Regions from separate parts of the Homo sapiens genome. Here regions 2 and 3 are each linked to region 1. A link is a contact called in ENCODE Hi-C or POLR2A ChIA-PET data. All regions are on one chromosome and are shown on one strand. Each heading gives the region's core, a stretch centred on a gene start or an enhancer-like site at or near the end of the contact. The rest is flanking DNA. Distances are from core to core; before and after follow the strand shown.

What was found. Hi-C counts contacts between places; a loop is a spot of excess contacts on that map. ChIA-PET counts read pairs that join two places held with the same protein, here RNA polymerase II (POLR2A). Pooled maps may share reads with other maps.
Region 2: a map of ascending aorta shows a loop between it and region 1 (2.1-fold over the local background). The contact joins the enhancer-like site here to the promoter of LINC01254 in region 1. A Hi-C loop is called at or near these places in 2 of 168 maps with a recorded cell type or tissue (CD14-positive monocyte and ascending aorta) and 1 of 50 pooled maps. POLR2A ChIA-PET finds 5 or more read pairs at or near these places in 3 of 52 experiments (Caco-2, MCF 10A and activated CD4-positive, alpha-beta T cell).
Region 3: a map of Panc1 shows a loop between it and region 1 (5-fold over the local background). The contact joins the enhancer-like site here to the promoter of LINC01254 in region 1. A Hi-C loop is called at or near these places in 1 of 168 maps with a recorded cell type or tissue (Panc1) and 1 of 50 pooled maps. POLR2A ChIA-PET finds 5 or more read pairs at or near these places in 1 of 52 experiments (A673).

What each region holds. Positions count from the first base shown.
Region 1 is chr18:10,412,610-10,415,631 of GRCh38, forward strand. LINC01254 (long intergenic non-protein coding RNA 1254) reads right to left here and starts at 1,761. Exons shown (of 3, transcript NR_110775.1): 1 at 172-1,761. All of the region lies in intron 1 of LOC105371988 (a long non-coding RNA gene), which reads left to right. RefSeq lists an enhancer at 1,112-2,311.
Region 2 is chr18:10,377,417-10,380,277 of GRCh38, forward strand. No RefSeq gene overlaps it. Among named protein-coding and RNA genes, the nearest start is that of LINC01254, 36 kb to the right of the region's middle. Within about 2 kb of position 1,460, at least 2 of the 41 ENCODE cell types and tissues checked have a DNase peak (open chromatin) inside an H3K27ac peak, as active enhancers do; they include CD14-positive monocyte, where a contact is called at or near this core.
Region 3 is chr18:10,474,578-10,477,313 of GRCh38, forward strand. The region is part of intron 3 of APCDD1 (APC down-regulated 1); the gene reads left to right. Among named protein-coding and RNA genes, the nearest start is that of APCDD1, 21 kb to the left of the region's middle. Within about 2 kb of position 1,476, at least 6 of the 41 ENCODE cell types and tissues checked have a DNase peak (open chromatin) inside an H3K27ac peak, as active enhancers do; they include A673, where a contact is called at or near this core.

The DNA.
Region 1 (3,022 bases), core at 511-3,010:
CCAGCTACTCAGGGGGCTGAGTTGGGAGGATTGCTTGGGCCAGGGAGGTCAATGCTGCAGTGAGCGATGGTTATGCCACTGCACTCTAGCTTGGGTGACAGAGCAAGACCTTATCTCAAAATAATAATAATAAAATATATAAATAAAAGCACCGTGCAAATCTCATCTTACAGAAGCATGGATGTTGAAGAAGAGCAAGCTGAATAGAAGCTCCAGGTGTCTTGCTCCAGGGGCCACTAGCAACTTCTCTCATTACAACTCCAACAATGCCCCATCTATGGGCTCCAACAATGCCCCATCTGAGCAGTAGTGCCTCAATAACCATCAGCCCATCTCTTCTCTATCTCACCAACTGACAGGGTGGATACAAAGCCTCAAGCTGTGTCCACACATTCCCCACAAAAAGTGTTACATGGGCAGAGAGGAAAAGCCATTGGCAGCTGGGCCTTCCCATTTGTGAGCAGAGTCTGCCAGCCTCCTCCAGCTCCTCTGCAGGCTGAAGTCAAGACCCAACAGGCCTGTGCCAACGTCGTGTCCTCTCTGTGTTCAGGCTTGGCGGTATCGCATTCCTGGCATAATTTTCCATCCTTGTGCCTGCAAGGCATTACTGTGTGGGAACGGCACCCTTGCCTAATGATCTTGGCCAAATCCAGTATCTCTCATTCACATGGGTGCCCCCTTGCCCCCAGGATAGCATAAAAGGTGGCAGTTGAAGCTGAGTAAACAAAAATAGAAGATGGAAAACGTTTCGGTCCGGTCCCAACCTCAGGAAATCCTGCATCACGTTTGCTGTTCTGATCTAGAAGAAAGGTTGACAAATCTTTCCTTAGCTTTTCTCAGCTTATCTTTTTCTTAGCTTTTCTTAGCTTATCTCAGGATGGTGGTGTTAGGTTTTGCTGATGATGGGATCCCAACTTAACTCTTCTACAAATCTTAAGGCAAAGTGAAAACGCTTGTGAAAATGCATGGTATTCCTGAGTTCAGAACTTCCTGTCCATCCTCAAATCACCAGCCTTCTGCAGAGAATCACACAGTGGGTGTGATTCTGCCACCAGTCAGCTGCCACCAACGATGACTGGCCACAACAAAGCTGAATGACATGGGGCATATCACACCAAAGGACCTCTCTTTTGATGCTAGTATTTATCTTTGAGCCTTGCCTCTTTTAGAGGTGGCCTACATGACTTTAGTCAGTTCTGGCCCTTAGAGATCTTTCTTATGGAAATCTCCAGAACATTCTGCACACCATCATGCCTCATGGAATTGTGGCCTGGCAGACATTAAAATACCCGTTTTTCAAATAGAGGAAGTGGGTTCTTTGAAATGAACAGAATTCAGAAGCACTCTGCAGCATCTTGGAAATGGTGGCAAAGCAATTATTTTAAGTACAAGAGGCTGTTTTGATCTTGGGAATTACCTGTGAAGGCCCCGTCACAGGCTCTGCTGGCCAGTGGCAGCTGTGCACGGATGAATAACTGCTGCAGGCCTGTGTGAGCTTCTGCATGGCTGGAGCAGCACTGTGTCCCACAGCAGGTATCTCCTGGTGGTAGAAGTGGTGCCCTTCCCTTGGTTAAGCAGAGTGTGGACTGGCCAGTCTCAAGCTTCCCTCAAAAGTTCTTCCATCACCAGATACCTGGGTTTCTCCTAAGGCAAGGGATGCTGACTTTCCATCACAAAACGGAGCACTGCGGAAGCTGGGGAGCAGAATCTCAATGATGCCCACAGGGGGCAGGCAGAATGCCACCACTCGGCCAAGAAGGCGTGTTTGGCTACGACAGCCCAGAGTCCAGAGCCACGGCACTTCCGGTTGCTGTCCACGCGGCTTCTGCTGGTACTCAGCCACCACGCCCACCAGAGCCACCGCACTTCCGGTTGCTGTCCAGGCGGCTTCTGCTGGTACTCGCCCACCACGCCCACCAGAGCCACCGCACTTCCGGTTGCTGTCCAGGCGGCTTCTGCTGGTACTCGCCCACCACGCCCACCACGTGGAGTCTAGCAGCTCTCCCTGGTTCTCCCCAGCTTCTCTGTAATCCTTCCTCCACCTGGCAGCCGGAGGCATTCACTTAACATTTAGTGTATCATGCCCTTCCCTTGCTTGCCCTGTAAAGGCTTCCTCACATCCCTCATAGAATTCAAACTCCTCACCCCGAGGCTCAGCCCTCCACCTGTGGCCCTGCCTCGTCTCCATGCCACTTTGAAGCTCACAGGTGACCTTGCTTTTCCTTCAAGTTGCCAGCATTCCCTCATCATAGAGCCTTAACTCGCTGCTCCTTGCCCTGCAAGTCTTGTTCCCTGATTTAACCAACACGAATAGGGCAAGGGATTTTTGGCATCCAACTCATCTTCCCTGATCATCGTGTAGCTGCTCTCTTTGCTTTTCAAATCTCAGGGCCGGGCACAGTGGCTCACACCTGTAATCCCAGCACTTTGGGAGGATGAGGCAGGTGGATCTCTTGAGGTCAGGAGTCCGAGACCAGCCTGGCTAACACGGTGAAATCCCATCTCTACTGAAAATGTAGAAATTAGCTGGGCATGGTGGCAGGCGTCTGTAATCCCAGTTACTTGGGAAGCTGAGGCAGGAGAATCATTTGAACCTGGGAGGCGGAGGTTGCAGTGAGCCAAGATCATGCCACTGCACTCTAGCCTGGGTGACAGAGCAAGACTCCATCTTAAATGAAAATAAAAAGAAAGAAAAATCTCAGCATAGGGGCCAGCCCATCAGACAGCCCCTTCCCGATCATCCACACTGACCCAGCTGTGCAGCCGCATCGCCCGGTTCTCAGTCCTCGCCTTGCACTGACACTGCACGCTCTTTTCTGTATTCATCTGTTCTTGTCTCTCCCAGGAAAGCAGGCCTCTGTTGTATCCTTCGTGTATAGGACTGTACTGGGGGCATGAACACAATCACTCTTTTTTGAAGAATGAATGAATATATAGAACACTATGGCCCCTTCTCCCCAGACTTCACTGCACCTGACACTCTCAACACAGGCACAATTATTTATTTGCAAACTTGTAGGAA
Region 2 (2,861 bases), core at 210-2,709, 35 kb before region 1:
AAGCATTCAATCATTCACTTTTTTGTTCATTAAAATTTAATGTACTTTTATTGTGCATGTAGTGGTTGGCATGCTCTATACTGTTGATCCAGAGATGAATAATATGTGGGCTTGCTCTCCAGAAACTGAGCACAGCCAAGAAAAGAGAGGCTTTTAGACAATTCTGTCCTGTGTGGCCAATACTTCTTTACCTTTCTGGTGTTCAGAGACATTTCTTCAAGTGAAACTGTAGCCTTGCCTGAGTAGACACTTTGTGGAATCTGAACAGGCGATCTGCCCTCTGCCCTTTCTTCCTGGGGAAGGGTATGGTTTTGGACTCTCAAAGTTCTGTCATCATACTCTCTGTCTCCTTATCCATCCAGCTTCAGCCAGTTCTCTTCACCACTTCCAAAGCGAGGATGAAAATTCCACCTGCTCGTCAAAACTCAGCCAGAGCTCAGCCTCCCTCCAATGAGAAAATGTCCCCTGTGCTACAAGCTGAAGCCACAAAGACCAGTGTCAACGGAGGAGACCCTAGTGCCCACAAATAAAGCCCAGCACTGTACATCCACGTAAAGTCCTGTGAAGTCAGAAGTAAGGGAGAAATTAAGGATTTAGTAGGGTCCCACAAAGTCTTTGGAACCAGATCTGATTGTTTCCTTTAGTTAAATTCACTCAAACATGCAAGCATTTGTATAAACATCAATGTTTTTTTCAGTGATTCTGTGGGATTCCTAAAATGTGCATCTCTTTAGTCTAAGATGAAACACTGGTTATAGGATGAAAAAAATTAAACATGCATTCTTCAGCTCTCAGACCTCAACCACAAACTGAAGTCCCAGAAAGAGTCATTAAATCACAATGTGTACTTAAAATAACAAATTTGAAATAAAAAATGTTCCAAGACATTAAACTTCAAAATGATCTCTGACTGTAATCCCTTCTGGACTTGGATCTGGACATCATTTGGGTCCCCTGAAAACATCAAAGGATAGATTGGCAGGGCATCCCAGGAGGGGACACAGCAGTCCCTGCTGAGTGGGAACATAGACAGCCGGGGTGCTGGGCTCCATATGGGACGTGCATTCCTAACAAACAGTTCGCGTGTGGACATCAGAGTCCAGAATCAGCTATAAAAGTATATAGATAACTTTTTCTTTCTTTTTTTTTTTTTTTTTTAAGATTTTGAGAAAGTGGAGGAATGAGCATAAGTGGGTTTACCTGGGGCTGTAAAGAGGACTTCTTTTCAGGAACCCAGGAGGACCAAATCAGGTCTGTTTCCCCAAAGCGCAGAGAGGTCCTTGAGGCCGTGGTTCTCAATTCTAGAAAAGGGATATGTGCATATCAAAGTCATCTGGAAGCCTTTTCCAAACTTCTACTCTGCCCCTCTGGGGAGATGGAGATTTTCAGGCTTGTTCCCACTCCTGCCTGAGAAACCCTGCCTTAGCAGAATGCCAGCTGGGGTTATAGACTTCACCTCTGCAGAAAAGGAGGAGCAGTGACTAAAGTACATAAAACTTCAGAAGACACAGCTCTCCCCAACCTACTGACTCATCATATCCAGCAGATCAGATGCATTTTCATAACTTCCTAGTAATTACATTTATATTCAAAAATAATTACTTTCTGAATTTAATTGTTGGCTGAGTATTTACAGTCTGTCAGAGGAAATCCAAAAGGATATTGCAAGATGAGGAGGTGTCCTCGCCTCTATGCCAGGCCAAGTCCCAGGTCAAGGCCGGGCTGCCAGAGTGGGGTTGGGGAAGTGATAGAAGCAGAAACTGCATCTTAAAAGGACTGCTTACAGAACGAGGTGCTCGCCAGAAGCAAAAAACAAAGGATGGATGACAGAGCTTCCTGCAAATGTTTGAAGCACTATTGTGGGCAAGAGGGAAATGCTTTGTTTTGTTTGGTGCCAGAGGATAGAATTAGAACAGACAGGAAGAGTTTCTAAAGACCCAGACTTTGCATCAACGTGAAAAGAACATTGTAACAGTTGTTCAGAAAAGCAATGGTCATCTTCTAAGAAGGAAGGATGCCACCTTTGAACTTGTTCAGGAAGTTCACCTGTCAGGGATCCCAGGGAAGACACTTCTGATTGGGATCAGTTCAACCAGATGACCTCCAAGATTCTGTGTAAGAGGTGAATTTGACGTTTAGAAATGAGCCGTAAAGAACCAGGGCGGCCAGCTTTCCATGCTGAATGCTGGGGGAGGGGAGGAAGAGGGTTGATTTGTATGTGTGTCTGCAGGATGAGTCTTTTTCTGAGTTGCCAAGTGAGAATGCTGGAAACATATTCCTATTCTGTTCCGTATTTGTACAAACAAATGTGTTTCCACTGAAACTTATGTAAATATGTGCTTACTAATGAATGCAGTCACCCCAAGCACTGACTAACCAAACTGACTTCCTTTTTCAGCTCAAATATCTAAGCCCAGTTGTTTTAAACGTTAATCAACTAAAAGAAAAAAACTGAAGTCCACATTTGTCTCAATTCTTAACTATAGAAACTAATGATAACAAAGTCATGTACCTTCCAGGTAAACAGGGCGAGAGATGTGGTGGGAAAGGTAACAGTGCATCATGAGAGCACTGTACGACAGAGCCCACTGTTTAATGGAAAACACCCAGTGGCACTCTCCCATAGTGTACACACGCACCTTGACACTTGTCCCTCTAAGAATCACAAGAATACGCATAGGGCTAGGTCATTGTGAATTCAATAGGCACATCGGCCACTGGAAGGTGAAGGGTAGCCATGAGGGCCATTTTCACCAGATGAACTCCAGTCTCCAAAAGTAAATAGAGTAGAAAACCATTTATCCAACAGTCTAAACACTAGAAACATCCACACACAGGGATCGTTATATAGGGACTTAAAA
Region 3 (2,736 bases), core at 226-2,725, 62 kb after region 1:
ACCTTCATGCGCCTGCACGGGCTCTGATCTCTTCTGCTCTTTTTAGTACTGGGGGAAAAATTAACCATCATCACGTTTATTTTCTTACCTGCCTCTCTACCCCGTTGCACTCCTGGGTGTGGCTCCGCAGATGGAGTCTGAAAGCCCAGTCAGCATTGTTAAGGCTGGCGCCCAGGGGTACTCCAGGAGGGGACACTTCATTCCCGTCAATGTCCCTCTGCAGACCTGTCTGTGGCTCCTGGAGGGAAAATGCCCCACAAGTGAAAATTATTAAATATTGGCATGGCAATTAAAGACAGCAATTGTAAAGCTGACCTTTTTAGAATTTAACACCTTTTGGACAAATTGGCAAGTATGTGGACTTCAGAAACGGTAGCCAATCCTGGAAGCCAGTTCTGCTGTCATCAGCCGTGTGGCATTGGTAGTTATCTGACCTACTGGAGACTTCATTTTCCTTTTCTGTAAAATGGCAAAAATATAAGAATCAATAGGGTTAATGTGCAGAATCCTGTGGGCATCAGGATAGGGCCTGAATGCAAAGCTCCATCTCTCTTAACCTAGAGTAAGTCGCCCTTCTGGGCCAATGGCTCAGAGAGGAATGAAAATGACAATGTCGACTGACCAGGGAACATCAAAGTGTTTCATGATGCCTAGCCATAAAACACTTCCTCCCATTTTCTCCTCCCTGCTCTGCTAAGGCAGTTGTGGGAACATTTACCCAGATTCTTAAGAAATAGACTCTTTAAATCCCAGGCCTGATTCCTTGATGACAGAAAATTAAGGTGGAAAGAGCTTTAGGACCTTAGATACTACACGAGACATATTGTTAAGTAGGAAAAAAGGAAGTTATAAAATAGCGTGAATAATATGATACCATCTGCATAAAACTAATAATGAAAGGAGAAGAAGAGGGACTCTTTGCAAAGGAATCAGATATTTATGGAGGAAATTAATGACTGCCTCAGAGGAAGTGACAGAGTTGTCTATCTGGGATTGTCGGACAGAGACTTCACTTTTGGTACCTGTTGCATTTTGTGCTGTGATCTTCTATTACCTAAGCACAGTCATCACAGAAAATTTAGATTAAAAAAAAAAAAAAGCAAGCAAACACTCCCAGACCCAGAGGAATGCTGTGGCCACAGATGCAGGTGGCAGCCCAGCTGGAAGGAGGACCCAGGCTTCCTGAGCCAGCCTAGCTGCCTCGCAAGATGGCTGAGGGGGGGGGGGGTCAGTGGAAGGCCGAGTGGCTCTGGTAGCTGAAAGGGTCCATTCTTCTCTTGTCTCTCGCCTTGTACCTCTTGGCCTGCAGTGTGCAGCGGAGTCTTCAGGAAGTTTTCAGATCCTTCCCCAGGACAGCTCTGAGAAGGAACAAAATGGACTCAGCCATTGGTGTCTTTCCAGACCCGGGCACCAGAAAGACTGGGCACTGTGTGCCCACGCGGGCCCAGCCACAGCAGGTTGTCCGAGCTGTCTGTGGCCGCCAGCGGAGACAGGAAGAAAGGCTGGGAGAACGTCTTCAAAGACCGTACACGCCTGCCCAGGAGAGGCTGGAACCTCCTCCTTTGAACTCTTCTACTTCCCTAATTGCTGGTCCATAGAGACCAAGCTGAAAATTAGTTTAAATGCTAAATTGAGTTTCAAACCACGAGCCTCAGCCCCTCTAGAAACAGGACACCGTGTAAAAATAGAAACTTTAAGTCAACTTGTTTTTCTAAGCTTTATACAGCTTTGCTGTGAGGTCCAGAGTCCTTTGGCAAATAAGTGACGTTTGAAGAGATTCAGGTGTGCTGGGAGGGTTCATTCAGGATGGAACTGGCTACTCTTCATTATAAAAAAGTCAAGACAGCGTAAAGTAACCCTGAAAGAAGATGCTTTGCCTGAATCAAGTTTAGCGTCAGAGCAGCCATAATCCTCTGCCGAGATTCTTCAGAACTATGCAGTTGGAGGGGTAGAAGCCAGGCTCATTCTTTCAGGGATGGAATCAAATGGTAATTAAAAGCAAATGATTGCCAAGGTCGTTAGAGATGCCAGAGCCTCAGGATCAGACTCGTAAGCAAATGGAATTGGTCTTTCTCCAAAATCCTGCACTGATTTAACCACAGGATCGTAAATCAAAGGGGCTGTCTGAAAACCAGACAGCCTTCCCCAGGCTGTGCATCTGAAATACTCGATCCCAGCACATGTACAGCAGGGGAGCTACACACGGGAGGGAGAAAAGCACCGGGCTTTGGGAGTACCTGAGAACTGCAGAAAAAGAGCATGCTGTGCTTTCTCTCTCAAATTCTTTAGGAGCCGCTAGGCTGGAGCCAGCATATGTTTTTGAGGTAGCTTGCCTCTCAGAGGCTTTTTAGAGGATGTGTGACCTGTGCAGCTTCCTGATGTCAGTGACACCATGGGGATGTTGAGTCAGGTGGTCTTGGAGCCTGGACTTTTCAGCCTAGCTGCAGGAGCCAGCATGGAGGGACGTCTCCTGAGCATGTGCTTGGTGTGGCTCCTGGGTGGGTGGGCGGCTGCGTCTCTGGGGTATAGAAGGAGCCAGGTGCTTGTGGAAGAATTCCATACCACTTTTCTTTCTGCTAGTGTGGATTTGCAGAGGTGATGGGAGATGGACGAGGTGGTGGACAACCAGAAGTTCAAGAAGTCATGACCTAAGACAGTTTCAAGAACTAGTCTTACAGGAAGGAGAACCCTAGAAGAAAACTGTGACTGCTCCCTGGAGCCAGGTGTTTCCTATAA